Regions from separate parts of the Homo sapiens genome. Here region 1 is linked to region 2. A link is a loop called in an ENCODE intact Hi-C map of the cell type or tissue named here. Cell type or tissue: OCI-LY7. All regions are shown on one strand. Links, peaks and the distances in the headings refer to the core of each region. The heading gives the core; the rest is flanking DNA.

What was found. A loop is a pair of places that touch in the nucleus more often than their neighbours do. Peaks named below come from ENCODE experiments on the same cell type or tissue, not always from the same donor. Only the 100,000 strongest peaks of a DNase experiment are listed, where the experiment ranks them.
Region 1: it touches region 2 in a loop (2.2-fold over the local background); 9 of 110 quality-filtered maps call a loop at or near these places.

What each region holds. Positions count from the first base shown.
Region 1 is chr2:231,559,980-231,567,875 of GRCh38, forward strand. It overlaps the pseudogene RPL21P35. Among named protein-coding and RNA genes, the nearest start is that of TEX44, 29 kb to the right of the region's middle. In OCI-LY7, for the core only: CTCF peaks have their summits at 3,562 and 3,767; a DNase peak (open chromatin) is centred at 3,592.
Region 2 is chr2:231,223,283-231,231,178 of GRCh38, forward strand. It overlaps ARMC9 (armadillo repeat containing 9), which reads left to right. Exons shown (of 25, transcript NM_001352754.2): 7 at 3,492-3,516. Among named protein-coding and RNA genes, the nearest start is that of ARMC9, 29 kb to the left of the region's middle. RefSeq lists an enhancer at 5,102-5,171. In OCI-LY7, for the core only: a CTCF peak has its summit at 4,206; DNase peaks (open chromatin) are centred at 4,219 and 5,159; H3K4me3 peaks cover 646 bases; H3K27ac peaks cover 1,185 bases.

The DNA of each region.
Region 1 (7,896 bases), core at 2,445-4,944, 340 kb after region 2:
TTTGGCCATGTATATGCGAATCTATAAGAAAGGTGATATTGTGGACACCAAGGGAACGGTACTGTTCAAAAAGGAATGCCCCACAAGTGTCACCATGGCAAAACTGGAAGAGTCTACAGTGTTCCCCAGCATGCTGTTGGCATTGTAAACAAACAAGTTCAGGGCAACATTCTTGCCAAGACAATTAATGTGCGTATTGAGCACGTTAAGCACTCTAAGAGCCGAGATAGCTTCCTGAAACACATGAATGAAAATTATCAGAAAAAGAAAGAAGCCAGAGAAAGATACCTGGGTTCAACCGAAGCGCCAGCCTGCTCACTTTGTGAGAACCAGTGGGAAGGACCCTGAGCTGCTGGAACCTCTTCCTTATGAATTCATGGCATAATAGGTGTTAAAAAAAATAACAGACCTCTGGACTGTAAAAATAATAATAATAATAATAATAATAATAATAATAATAATAATAATGGGCCAGGCACAGTGGCTCACGCCTATAATCCCAGCACTTTGGGAGGCTGAAGCAGGCGGATCACCTGAGGTCAGGAGTTCGAGACCAGCCTGGCCAACATGGTGAAACACCGTCTCAAGTGAAATACAAAAATTAGCCGGGCATGGTGGCACACATCTGTAATCCCAGCTACTTGGGAGGCTGAGGTAGGAGAATTGCTTGAACCTGGAAGGCGGAGTTTGCAGTGAGCCGAGTTCATGCCTCTGCACTCCAGCCTGAGTGACAGAGCGAGACTCCATCTCCAAAAAATAAAAAAATAAATAAATAAATAAATAAAATAAAAATACAAAAATGAGCCGGGTGTGGCAGCGGGCACCTGTAATCCCAGCTACTTGGGAGGCTGAGGCAGGAGGATCACTTGAACCCAGGAGGCAGAGGTTCCAGTGAGGCGAAATCACGCCACTGCACTCCAGCCTGGGTGACAGAGTGAGACTCTGTCTTGAAAAAATAAATAAAATTTAAAAAATGAAAAACAGGCAAGAAATAAGCCTTTATCATTGTGAGCCACTGAGATGTTGGGATGGTTTGTTATCACAGCTTAACCCTGTGAAAACTGACTAAAAAACATCCTATGATAAATTGGTTAAATAAAGTATGATGTGCCTATATGATGAGAATGTAGCTAGTAATTTTTTTTATTTTTTTATTTTTATTTTTATTTTTTATATTTTAATTTTATTTTTATTTTTTGAGATGGGGTCTCTTTCTGTTGCCCAGGCTGGAGTGCAGTGGTGCCATCTCAGTTCGCTGAAACTTCCACCTCCCGGGTTCCAGGGATTCTCCTGCCTCAGCCTCTTGAGTAGCTGGGATTACAGGCGCGAGCCACCACACCCGGCTAATTTTTTGTGTTTTTAGTAGAGACGGGGTTTCACCATGTTAGCCAGGATGGTCTCAATCTCCTAACCTCGTGATCTACCCACCTCGGCCTCCCAAAGTGCTGGGATTACATATTTTTATTTTTTTGAGACAGAGTCTTGCTCTTGTTGCCCAGGCTGGAGTGCAATGGCGCGATCTTGAGTCACTACAACCTCCGCCTCCTGGGTTCAAGCGATTCTCCTGCCTTAGCCTCCCGAGTAGCCGGGATTACAGGCACCCACCACCACGCCCGGCTAATTTTTGTATTTTCAGTAGAGACAGGGTTTCACCATGTTGGCCAGGCTGGTCTCGAACTCTTGACCTCAGGTGATTCACCTGCCTTGGCCTCCCAAAGTGTTGAGATTACGGGCATGATCCACTGTGCCCAGCCTGCAGCTATTAAAGTTATATCTTAAACTGTATTAAATTTATATTTAAGTTTATACAGCTATTAAAATTGTTTAAAGATAAAAATTGCTCAAAATATCATTTTCATAAGTGAACAAAAGCAAAGTTTAAAAGTGAAAGTACATCAGGATCTCAATATTGTAAATGCAAATATGACTTGTATATATATTGGCTGAAGTATGGTCATTTGAATGGTTACTTTTGGCTTTTTTTTTTTTTTTTTAGATGGAGTCTCACTCTGCTGCCCATTTCTCCTGCCTCAGCCTCCTGAGTGGCTGAGATTACAGGCACACACCACCACACTCAGTTAATTTTTGTATTTTTAGTAGCGATGGGGTTTCACCATGTTGGCCAGGCTGGTCTCGAACTCCTGACCTCAGATGATCCGCCCAACTCAGCCTGCAAAATTGCTGGGATTACAGGCGTGAGCCACCATGCCCGGCACTTGGGCACTTTTTAAAAAATAAAATGCAGAAAGCCCAGAATTGAGTGGCGATTTTCTCTAGAAAAAGGGATTGAGGGAAAAGCATGCCCACATGTTAACAGTGGTTCTCTCAAGGGGGTAGAATTGGGGAGGGTGGCTATTCCCCTTTATGCTCATCTACACGTTCCAGCTTATCTATAATGCCATGTAATACTTTCATATTTTGGAAAAATCATTATACTGCATGGGGATATTGAGAAGAATCACTGGCCAATGGCAGTGTGATGTAGGGAGGCAGGGCTACTGTGGGGAAGACAGTAGGGCCCAAGTCCCAGAAGCCCATGGTGGGATGGGGAGGTGGGAGTAGAGAGGGGCTCTTCTGGCCTCCTCCGACCCAGACCCTCCAGGCATAGACCTAAGCCTACAGCTTTGAAGGTCCTGTGAAAATGTGTGTGACTTTTAAAAAATTAATTGACTCTTGGCCGGGTGCAGTGGCTCACACCTGTAATCCCAGCACTTTGGGAGGCCGAGGCAGGTGGATCACCTGAGGTCAGGAGTTCAAGGCCAGCCTGGCCAACATGGTGAAACCCCATCTCTACTAAAAATACAAAAATTAGCAGGATGTGGTGGCATGTGCTTGTAATCTCAGCTGCTCGGGAGGCTGAGGCGGGAGAATCACTGAACCCAGGAGGTGGAGGTTGCAATGAGCTGATATCGAACCACTGCACTCCAGCCTGGGCAACAAGAGTGAATCTCCATATAAAAAAAAATTAATTGACTCCAAATATAAAAATTAAAATGCCATTTCAAAGTTAATAGATGTTTAAGTGTCTAGGAATTGTAACCTTATGTCAAAAGTCAAATACAGTGGCTGCTTAATGGGTATGGGTTGCCATCCGGTGATGAAAAAGCTCTGGGACTAAGTAGTGGTGATGGTCGCACAATATTGTGAATGGTCTTAATACCACTGAATTCTGCACTTTAAAATGGTACGTTTTATGTGTATTTGACCACCAAAACAAAACAAAAACAAAAAGTTCAATTTCAGTGCAATTCAACTGTTATATAATTACTGCAGATGGAACTCACACTTAGTGGGGGGTTTGGATGACCTTCTGTGTATTGAATACAATGCTAACCGGACCCCAAAATTAAATTGCTCTGGAAGAGGCAGTGGTTGCTAATGATTCCTGATCTCCTGTCACCGGACACCTTGTGGCATGACAGTGAATGGGCAGCTTTTGGGGTAAGGGTGGGAGTGAGGTACAGAGCACAGACCTCCTATTCACCTTGCCACTTGGGGTCTGGGGTTCAGACTCAAGTCTGAGGGATCAGCCATCCCATAGAATCACAGGCTGCGCTCTCCTGAGATGCCATCGAACCAGCACTTGGAGGCAGCAGAGAGCTGGATCTGGCTGGGGAGGACATCTGGGTTTCTCCCCATATCCAGGGCTCCTCCCACCCACCCCCACTCTCTTGCCCCTGCCCAACCCTACCAAGACAGTCTTATCAGTTTGGTTTTCAGAAGATGATGCCATTTCTTTCAGGAAAATTTTTTGCAAGTAAAACCTGAGTGTTCCACCAGCTCCTTCCAGTGGGATATTCAAGAGTATTCAAGCAAGACCAGTTTTTACATGTTAAACACATTCCATAATTTAAAACATGTTTTGAATTTCCTCTGAGACAATCCATATGGGTAATTTCAGGAGTTGGCCTAATAAAGCTCACATCCTATTTTTGTGGGGTATTAATTTTAAGACTTTTCACCTGATACTCATTATGCTGATGTCTTTAAAATGCTAGGAAACTTTAATAGCAAGACTGGTGGCAACGACGAATGTTTCTTTCTTTTTTTTTTGGAGACGTAGTTTTGCTCGTTTCCTAGGCTGGAGGGCAATGACACGATCTTGGCTCACTGCAACCTTCGCCTCCCCGGTTCAAGAGATTCTCCTGCCTCAGCCTCCCGAGTAGCTGGGACTACAAGTGCATGCTACCACACCCAGCTAATTTTTGTATTTTCAGTAGAGATGGGGTTTCACCACGTTGTCCAGGCTGGTCTCGAACTCCCGATGTCGGGTGATCTGCCTGCCTCAGCCTCCCAAAGTGCTGGGATTATAGGTGTGAGCCACCACGCCCATCCAAGAATGTTTCTTTATAATACTGAAAAGGTTAACTTGGTGCAGATGGGAGCAGCCAGAGAAAACCATTCATAGAAAGCAGTGATAGTCGGCTGGGTGCGGTGGCTCACACCTGTAATCCCAGCACTTTGGGAGGCCCAGGTGGGAGGATCACCTGAGGTCAGAAGTTCGAAAGCAGCCTGGCCAACATGGCGAAATCCCATCTGTACTAAAAATACAAAAATTAGCCAGGCATGGCAGCAGGTGCCTGTAATCCCAGCTACTCAGGGAGGCTGAGGCACGAGAATCACTTGAACCTGGGAGACGGAGGTTGCAGTGAGCCAAGATCGTACCACTGCACTCCAGCCTGGGTGATAGAGCAAGACTCCATCTCAAAAGAAAAAAAAGAAAGCAATGATAGTCACAGGTCTCTTCTAAGATGCTTGGTATCAGTTGGCCCTTACTATGTAACAAACCACCTCACAACTGAGTAACTTAAAGCAACGGCTGGGCTGTGGCTCACGCCTGTAATCCCTGCATTTTGGGAGTCCAAGGCCGGCAGATCACTTGAGGTCAGGAGTTCAAGACCAGCCTGGCCAACAGGGTGAAAACTGTCTCCACTAAAAATACAAAAATTAGACAATTAGACAAGTGTGGTGGTGGGTGCCTGTAATCCAAGCTACTGGGGAGGCTGAGGCAGGAGAATCGCTTGAACCCAGGAAGCAGAGGTTGCAGTGAGCTGAGGTTGTACCACTGCACTCCAGCCTGGGTGATAGAGTGAGACTCTGTCTCAAAAAAAAAGCAACTACTATTATTATTATTATTGTTATTATTATTATTATATTTGGGTTGGGCTCAGCTGAGTGTTTCTGATGCAGGATAGGCAAGCCCCAAAATTGGGGCTTAGGGCCAGGCATGGTGGCTCATGCCTGTGATCCCAGCACTTTGGGAGGCCGAGGCGGGCGGATCACGAGGTCAGGAGATCGAGACCATCCTGTCTAACACGGTGAAACCCCATCTCTACTAAAAATACAAAAAATTAGCCAGGCATGGTGGCAGGCACCTGTAGTCCCAGCTACTTGGGAGGCTGAGGCAGGAGAATGGCGTAAACCCAGGAGGCAGAGCTTGCAGTGAGCCAAGATGGCGCCACTGCACTCCAGCCTGGGTGACAGAGCAAGACTCTGTCTCAAAAAAAAAAAAAAAAAAAAAAAAACTGGGGCTTAGCCTGAGAGGGTTCTTGGCTTTGCCCAGGAAACAATTCAAAGGTAAGCCAGTGGTGTTAAACAGCAACTTCTATTGACACAGCCGTGCACAGCAGCAGCAGAGGTACTGCTCCTAGTGGAGTGGGGCTGCCCCATAGACAGGGTGCCCAGAATAACAGCTCAGAGGCTGTTCTGCACTCATATTTATACCCACTTTTAATTACATGCAAATTAAAAAACAGTTGGCTGGGCATGGTGGCTCACGCCTGTAATCCCAGCACTTTGGGAGGCCGAGGTGGGCAGATCACGAGGTCAAGAGATCAACATCATCCTGTCCAACATGGTGAAACCCCATCTCTACTAAAAATACAAAAATTAGCTGGGCATGGTGGTGTGCGCCTGTAGTCCTAGCTACTTGGGAGGCTGAGGTGGGAGAATCACTTGAACCCAGGAGGCAGAGGTTGCAATGAGCCAAGATTACACCACTGCACTCCAGCCTGGCGACAGAGCAAGATTGCATCTCAAAACAAACAAACAAACAAAGTTTATGCAGAAATTTCTAGGATGAGGGTGGTAACTTCTGGGTTGTTGGCTTGTTGCCATGGAAAGGGATGGTAAATTCCAGATGTTGCCATGGCAATGGTAAACTAACATGGGCACGCTGGTGGGAGGGTCTTATGGAAAGCTGCTTCTGCCCCCAACCTGTTTTAGCTAGTCCTCAATTTGGTCAGGTGTTTGAGCCCTGCTTCCAGAGTCAACTCCTACCTCCTCCTCAGTTTTTCTGCTGGTCTCACCTGGTTCACTATGTGGCCATAGCTGGCAGGTGGGCTGCAGCTGGTTGGTCTGGGTCCCAGATGGCCTCACTCACATGTCTGCATTTGGCTGGGATGGTGGGGGCAACCAGAGCCAGGTTAATCTCCTCATCAAGCAGACCAGACTTCACACGGCAGCTGGGCTCCAAAAGAAGAAAGAGAGGCCAAGCCCCAGCACACAAATGCTTTTCCTATTATTTTTATTCTCAGACCTCTCAGGGATGAACACAAATGCTTTCTATGCCTCTGCTTGTGTCATGCTCCTTACTGTCCCCTTGACAAAAGCAACTCATAAGGCCAAGCCCTGATTCAGGTAGTGGAGAAAATAGACTCTATCTTTTGAAAAAGGAGCTGCAAAATGTCGTGGACTATAAAAAAGTATCTGGCCGGGTTGCTGCAGCTCACCCTTATAATCCCAGCAAGTTGGGAGGCCAAGACGGGAGGATCACTTGAGCTTGGAGTCTGAGACCAGCCTGGGCAACATAGTGAGACCTGATCTCTACAGAAAAATTTAAAAATTAGCCAGGTACTGTGGCTCATGACTGTAGTCCCAGCTACTTGGGAGGCTGAGGGGGGAGGATCACTTGAGCCTGGGAGGTGGAGTTTGCAGTGAGACAAGATGGTGCCACTGCATTCCAGCCTGGGCAACAGAGCAAGACCCTGTCTCAAAAAAAATAGATGATAAAAGTATGTCTTCCACATGCTGTCTCCTCTGTTTCTACCACCAAGGATATCCTTACAAATAGGCAGGAATGGATGGCAGGCACTTGCCAACTAACAGTAATCCCATACTCCTGGGATAGAGTTCAAGGTGATTAAATGTGCATTTTCCCAGATGTATCTGGGGACACCAGTCCCATGAAGTAAGATGCTATGGGCTACAATTTGTCCCCACCTCCAAATTTATATATTGAAGCCTTAACCCTCAATGCGACTGTATTTAGAGATAGGACCTTTAAGGAGGTAATTAAGGTTAAATGAAGTCATAAGGGTGAGACCTTAATTCAGTAGGACTGGTGTCCTCATAAGAAGAGACATCAGGAGTGCACGTGCTCAGAAAAAAAGGCCACATGTGAGGCCACAGGGAGAAGGAAGTCGTCTGCAAGCCAGGAGAGGCCTCACCAGAACCAACCCTGCTGGCACCTTGATCTTGGACTTCCAGCTTCCAGAACTGTGAGAATATAAATTTGTGTTGTTTAAGCCACCCTGTCTGTGGTTTTTGTTATGGTAGCCCAAGCTGAATAATACATAAGGGTTCCCGGGTTAAATAAGTCTGGGAAAAGCTGTGTGCAGTACTGGCCTTCCCCCACTCCCCTGGTGATTCACAAAGCTCTTTAGCCTCTTAAAGGCTCAGAGAAGTTCCTCAGCAAAGAAATTTCTAGTTTCACACAGTGTTTCTCAAATGTATTTGAACATTAGATCTTTTCTCTCTTTTTTTTTTTTTTTTTTGAGATGGAGTCTCGCTCTGTTGCCCAGGCTGGAGTGCAGTGGCGTGATCTCGGCTCACTGCAAGCTCCACCTCCCGGGTTCGCGCCATTCTCCTGCCTCAGCCTCCAGAGTAGCTGGGACT
Region 2 (7,896 bases), core at 2,987-5,486:
TTTAATGCTTTTTGGCAAACGTACAGAGCTGTGCAGTATCACCACAGTCCAGTTCAAACTGGGACACTTTTGAAAGTAAAAAGGGGCACTAACTGGACAAAGTACCAGGGTGACAGGTGTAAATAGAGCCTGTTTCAGAAAGAGCAGAACGTTAGGTCACCCAACCCATGGAAGACTAATTTCCCAAAGGTTATTAGTTTTTAAAGACAAGTATCTCCTTTTACTTGGAATAAAAATGTATCCAAAGTTATTTCATAACAAGAACATAATGTTTTGAATGGTAAAATTGGTCACTGTTTAGTTTAATTTCATGAAAAATTTAGGCTACTTTGCTGCGTAATACCTTCTGCTTCCTTTCTAACTCCAAAGCATTTGACTTTCTTGACCTAATTGAGGTTTTATTTGTCACTAGGACTCCATGCCACATTTCTACTTGAGCTTCCTAAGCCTTCCCTGTTGCCTGTATTCAAATTCCTTAGCCTGGCCTGAGCCGAACGGACTGATCTACAGCTCTCGTCTCTGCCTTTATATCCTTAAGGCTTTTGTTTAAATTCTTCTGTTTGCCTACATACCACGATGTTTGCATATCCAAACCTTTTCCTTCCTAGAGTTCCATATACAGTGATTTTCAGTGAAACTAGAACTTTTCCAACTTGACTTATAATTATTTGAATACGCTTTAAAAAAGCATTTCTCAGCTTAATTTTTTTTTTTCTTGATACTGCTCCTTGTGGAACAGGGCTACCCCATAGGCAGTGTGCCCAGAGTAGCTCAGCTTAATAATTATGGGTGCCAATATGTTAAGAATCTAATCAAAATGATTTACATGGTAAATTATATTAGTTATATTAAAAATATATTAGTATACTCAAAACAGTACCTGACTGGGCCCCGTGGCTCACGCCTGTAATCCCAGCACTTTGGGAGGCTAAGGCGGGAGGATCACTTGAGCCCAGGAGTTTGAGCCCAGAGTGGGCAACATGGCGAAACCCCATCTCTGCAAAAAGTACAAAAAGTTAGCTGAGCATGGTAGCATCCATATGACTATAGTCCCAGCTATCTGGGGGAGACAGGTGGGCGAATCACCTGAGCCCAGGAAGTTGAGGCTGCATTGAGCTGTGTATTCTGCCATTGAACTTCAGCCTGGGCAACATAGTGAGACCCTGTCTCAAAAAAATAAGAATAAAAAAAGATCATAGTACCTATTTTATAGGAAGAGTATGAAGATTGAGTTAATACATATAACTTGTATGAAACAGTCCAGTATATAGTAAGTGCTTGATAACTGTTAGCTGTTGGCATTAGAATTTTTAAGTACTTGTCACCTTTCATCCTGTTCCACATGCTTTGAAGCATATGCTGAAATATAGCAGGTAACTATAAATAACATTCTAATATTTTCCTTGTTACATGAAAATACTTGTAGTTCAGTTCAATACATTAAGCTTCTACTATGAGTCAAATATTGTTCTAGGATTTAGGGATATAAAGAAAAGGCCAAGATGTAATTCTCTTAGCCAAACTGGAGCTTTGAACAATAAAATAGGAGTCTGTGAGGCAAACAGAGGAGGGATGGGAATTACAGGTAGAGGGAACAGCCTGTGCAAAGGCACTGAGACAGTGCCTGGGAAACTGAAATAATTTAATATTACTGGAGCAGAGTATTGGCATAGACAAACTCAGAGACTAGGCAGGGCCTAGGTCATAAAGGTTTATGCCAAGTCCTATAAGGAATAAGGAGCCTTTGAAGCATTTTAAGTAAGAGAATAACAGTTGTATTTGCAAAAAATAACTTTTTACTTCCTGATTATAAAATCAACTATATTCCTTATAGAAAATTTGGAAAGTACAGAAAGGTTTTTAATACAGACATACACCCAAATTGTAATAAAGGTAGGTACATGTATGTGTGTGTATATTTCTATGCATTTTTATCAAAGGAAGAGAACATCTTCCCATATCATTAAATAGCCTTCAAAAGCAGGTTAAGTTCCCTCAGAGGTTTAAACGTAGAGTTACCACATGACCCAGGAATTGGTCCAGGCTGTACACCCAAGAGCTATATACCCTAGCTATATACCCAAGAGAAATGAAACATACATATGTCCACAAAACAACCTGTACACAAATGTTCATAGTAACATTATTCATAATAGCCAAAAAAATGCAAACAACTCAAATGTCTATCATCTTATGAATGGATAAACAAACTGTGGTGTTATCCAAATGATGGAATATCGTTTGATATCATCCAGCCATAAAAAGGAATGAAGCACTGATTCATGCTGTAACATGAATGATCCTTGAAAGCATTATGCTAACTGAAAGAAGCCAGTGGCAGGGACCAGGTATTATATGACTCTATTCATAAAATGTCCAAAAGAGGCAAATCTGGAGAGACAGAAAGTATATTAGTGGTTGCCAGGGGCTGGGGAGAGCAGGGAAAATGGGAGTAACTGCCAGTGAATACAGGGTTTCTTTTGGAGGATGATGAAAATGTTCTAAAATTGATTGTAGTGATGGTTGCATAACTCTGAAAATACTGAAAACCATTGAAATGTACACATTGATTGATGATTGATTGATTGATTGAGTCAGAATTTTGCTCTTGTCACCCATGCTGGAGTGAAATGGCGTGATCTTGGCTCACTGCAACCTCCGCCTCCCAGGTTCAAGCGATTCTCCTGCCTCAGCCTCCCAAGTAACTGGGATTACAGGCACCCACTACCAAACCTGGCTGATTTTTGCATTTTTAGCAGAGACAGGGTTTTGCCATGTTGGCCAGGCTGGTCTCAAACTCCTGATCTCAGGTAATCCACCCGCCTCAGCCTCCCAAATTGCTGGGATTACAGGCGTGAGCCACCACACTGGCCTGAAAGGTACACTTTAAATAGGTGAATTATACAGTACGTGAATAAAGCTATTACCAAAATACTAAGGAAAAGTTTAAGACAAATTAAGGGAAAAGAAACATGTTAAGTAACTGTCTTCAGTCATGCAGCCAGACGTGTGGGAACTGAGATTTGAACCCAGGCAGTCTGGCTCCAGAGTCTGTGGTCTTAGCAATACTGTGCTATGCTGTTTTCACCTCAATATCAATTTCCTTAGGATAAAGCTTTGAATTGAAGTTAGAGTTGAATTATGTATAAAATCAGATTTGCATTTTTAGTTGGCTTGGTAGCAGTGGGGAAGGCCTTTGGAAGGGGATAGGAAGGGGATAGGAGGCTGTTGAAATAGTGCAAGACTTGAATTCAGACAGTGATAATTGAAATGGGGAGAAGAGGACTTGCCTTCTTCTGAAATGGGAGTGGGTCAGGCCAGTATGGAGAAGTTGCTTAGCTATTTACAGCAACAGTTGGAGCTGGCCCTCCCGGCTCCGAGAATTCTGTTTCATCATGCTGAGGTGCTTTCTCACATTGGCCACAGGATGTCCGATACCCCAAGTACCGTTCCCTGAATGCCTGTTTTCCTGAACTTCTTTTTCATCCCAGAAGGAGAATGGACAAAGTAACAAAGGTAAATCATCTAGATTTAAATTTGTCTAAGAACAACTTTGCCAGTTCAGGTTTGAAGTAGTAAGATCGGTGCAAAGATGGAGAGAATTCATGATTTTGGCTTTAAGAGTCTAAATATTTATGAAAGGCTTTGCAGTCATAGTGACCTGCAGTTCCTTGAGGCCCATTTTCGGGAGGGCTGGTATTGTTAGCTTCGTCTTGCATGTCAGGTAGCTAAGCCTTGGAGAAATGAAGAGAATCCAATAACATCCCAAAGGGAGGTAACTGCAGCAGCAGCACATTTTCCCTAGAAGGTGTAGGGCAGCATGGGTAAGGATAGAGTTCTTTTAATTTAATTTATTTTAATTATTTTAATATTTAACTTTTACCTTGAACTAGTCAACTGGGGTCTTCGAAGACATATGGAGTACCCATTCTTATCAAGCATTTTCCATTCCCAAGTAGGAATTCCAGTCTTCAGTTTGTAGCATGAAGTGTTATTTTTCCATGGTCAATTGTTTTTACCAGAACTGTTCACTTTTGAGTAAGGTGAGAAAAAGTGTAGTTAATATGAAGTTGGTGGCCCCAGTTGGGGCGCTGTACCTCAGTTTTGCCTTTGATACTACGTTTTGACAGCTGCTTAAATGATGATGCTGGAAAGGGCCTGTGATGCATGTCATCCCTCTGGTGAGTATTGATGGCATAACCCTCAGTTCCCAGTAGGTGGAGTGTGACTACAGGAGATCTTGTTCCATGCGCCAGCACATTTGCCCTTTCAAAGCAGAGTCATGCCAGAGAGGATTTCAGAACTCCCTGCCATTGCTTTTTCCTGTTTCTTTTTAGGGAGTGAAACTCTTTTAAAGAAAGGAAGCATTAATTAGTAAATTATTTAGCTGTTTGCTCACCAGGGAGTTGGCAGATAAGCAATGGGGTTTGTCAACCTCAGGGAGAGCTTGGGTTTGGGTTTGTCACTCAAGATGGCTTTGGCAGCGTCAGCCTTTGAGAAGGCTTCGGATGCTTGGTTTTGCTCTTGGTAGCCTCAAGCATCCCCAGCTCAGCTGTTCTAAGTGTGTGACTGGTTCTGCCAGCCATGCTGACCCTTCTGTCGCTCAGAGGGGACAGGCCCTGCTGGCCCTTCATGGAGGAGCAGGGCTACAGATACGGCCCCATGGGATCAACCTGGACTGCTCCAAGGGTCGCAGGAGCACCCTGAGTCTTGGAGCTCCCCAAGGTTGCCCTACCCCCAGTACAGTATGTGGAGGAAGACTCCCAGCCTGCATCCTCAGCTCTGCAGGCCCGCTCTCTCAGTGCTAGCCTAGGCCCAGGCCTGGCCACGGTGCGTCCCGGGCCAGTTTGCTCACATCCAACACAGCTGGCATCTTCAACTGGACTGGGACTTTGGATCTTGCCCTGCAGCTCCTGGAAATACACCTCAGCCCACTGTTCCATTGCTGCCTGACAGACCATCCCGACTTGGTGGCACAAAACAATGACATTCACTTATAATGGTGATGATGAGCCTGCATGGTCTGGGAGCTGTGGGCTCAGTTAAGCTGTTCTCCCTCAGCGTGTCTCTCAGGTGCAGTCAGGCGGAGCGGCCTGGGGCCAACTCCAAGGCACTCACACGCAGAGTGGTGGTCGGTGCTGGCTGTCACGTGGGGTCTCAGCAGAGGCCCTTGACGAGAACACCTGCGTGGCCTTGTGGTCTGGGCTTCCTCCAGGCATGTTGCCTGGTTTCCAAGGGTGAATGTCCCCAGAGAGAGCCAGGAGGAAGCTGTATCACTTTTTCTAACCTAGCCTCTGAAGTCAGTCAGTCATTTCTGCTGCATTCTGTTTCTTGCAAGTGAATTCCTAAGGCCCCCTCACCTTCAGAGAAAGGAAATTACATTCCTCTTCTTGATGGGAAGGAGGGTGTGTCAAAGACTACAGGCATTTTAAAACCACCACCATACCCTGCATCTCTGGACCCTAGAGAACTGCCTTAGTTGTTAGTTGAATCTGCCAGGTCGCTGTTCTGAACTAGCCTTTGGACCCCCAGGCAATGGGGGCAGGAAGGTGGTGAGAAACTTCTCTCTCTGGTTCCTGAGTTTCTGCAGCTCATGTCCCCCTAGCATACACTGCATTTTTGAGCATAGCTTTCTTCTGGGAGCATTATGTAAATCTGATAAGTGGCCCAGTTTTGCAGATCAAATAAACATGGGAAGGGGAATGCAAATAAAAGAATTGTCTTTCTCTACAGGTTTTTAATGTTGGAATTTCAGTAAGGAGACCAGTTTTTAAGCCTTCTTTAGGGTCAATTTTAACTGAGTTTTCTGGAAGCCAAGCAGAATGGCTGTGGATTTGAGTCTGGCAAGCAAAGTGCATCTGTGGCGGAGTGAACTCTGTAATGTGGTGTTGCTATGGAGATTGGAGATTCGCATTTTGGGCCCAGGCATGACAGTCATTTGTCACCCCCTTGTCCCCTCATCCTGCAGCTAAGGCTGTAATAACCAAAGGCACAGACATGCCCCCAGTTTAATTTAATTCTAGACTCAGGCATTGTTTTAAGTGAAGTGGTTGCATGATATCATTGTTCTGTGTATCTTGATAGGAAGTTTTCACGGTTAAGTGAGATTACCAGAAGCTTTTAAAGAAGACAGGAAAGGCACTTGCAGCAGAAACTTCTCTCAGAAGGAATTACGTTTGAAATGCTGTGTGGAATAAAAACAGGTTGACAATGTAGTAACATCGGATTATTATTTTCACCTAGTCACTTAAAAAGGATATAGAAATAGTATCTTTTGGCATTTCTAGCATGAATTGATTCAACCCTTTCAGAATGAGCAGTTGATCATTTTTCTGGAGTTTGGAGCCCTAAACAGTATTTTAAAAAGTAATGACTCATATTCATAAGTTACATTATAACTTTCTTCATCCAGTATCTGTGGATTAGCAAAGTAGCAAGGAGGTAATTTTTATCTGAATACAAACAGGAAAGAGTATATCATTATAAAGACAGAGAGGTTAATTTTAGCTTTTCATAGTGGGTGAGAAAAACAATTCCATATTTAAAAGTTGATCATTTTGTCTTGAGCAGCCAATTAAAATCTCATTTACCCTTTAAAAAAAAGTACAGTGCCCTAAGTGAAGTAGAAAAGTTAAAAAAGAAAGCTTGAGTGGCGGGGGAGAGATTTACATCACTGTTATGTCAGTAATTTTGGATATGAAGAGTCTCAATAAATTTCACTGGCATGACTAAGATGGTTTTATTAAAATAACATGGAGGTTATAATAAGACATCTCCATTAAAAGTTGAGGTCTTGTCACTAGGCGTGGTGGCTCATGCCCGTAATCCCAGCACTGTGGGAGGCTGAAGTGGGAGGATAGCTTGAGGCCAGGAGTTTGTGACCAGCCTGGCCAACATAGTGAGACCCTATTGCTATAAAAACTAAAAAAAATTAACCGAGCGTGGCGACGTACATCTGAAGTCCCAGCTACTCAGGAGGCTGAGATGGAAGGATGGTTTGAGCCCAGGAGTTGCAGCGAGCTATGATCGCACCACTGCACTAGTCTAGGTGGCAAAGCCAGACTCCGTCTCAAAAAAAAAAAGAAGAGGAAATTGAGGTCTTGCATGGCAAGGCATCTTGGTTTAGTTGTTCTTGTCTCATAAAACTTTTGACAGGGAAAATAGAAAGTCCTGTTTAATGCTCTGAAATAAAGCTGATGTGTTTGAGCTATCACCCACGTAGCTTCTAGTCATGGACAGGTCTTGTTTGTAGCTAGTTAAGGTATCTGCAAGGTGATGTCTCTGGGTAGCAGCCTCTCCTCCTAAGGAGTATACAGTTGTCCCTCAGTATCTACAAGGATTGCTTCCAGGACCCCCACAGATAACTAAAATCAACAGATGCTCAAGTCCTTTATGTAAAATGGCATGGTGTTTGCATACAACCTACACACATCTTCCCATATACATTAAGTCATCTCTGGATTACCTATACCTAATACAGTGTAAATGGTGTGTATACTGTTGTTATACCATTTTGTTTACGACATGAAAATGATATGAAAAAAAGTCTGTATGTGTTCAGTACAGGTGCTTCTTTTCCCGAATATTTTCAACCTGAGGTGGTTGAATCCACAGGTGCAGTACCCATGGATATGGAGTGCTGACTGTATTTGAAAATGGTCACAAACATTTCAGCCCTATTGCCTGCTTCTCTCTTTCCAATAGGCTGCAGGCAGTTAGGCCTTTTATCCCGGAGATGTGCCACACTTTGAAATTGTCATAAATTCTGATTCTGGGTTCCCAAGGCAAAAGTTCCACAGATAATCTCTTATGTTTAGTAAATTGCAGAATGAACTTCCGGGGGGAAGGGTTCCTTTGTGCAGTCCGGAGGGACTGCTTTGGGGACATTCACATTGG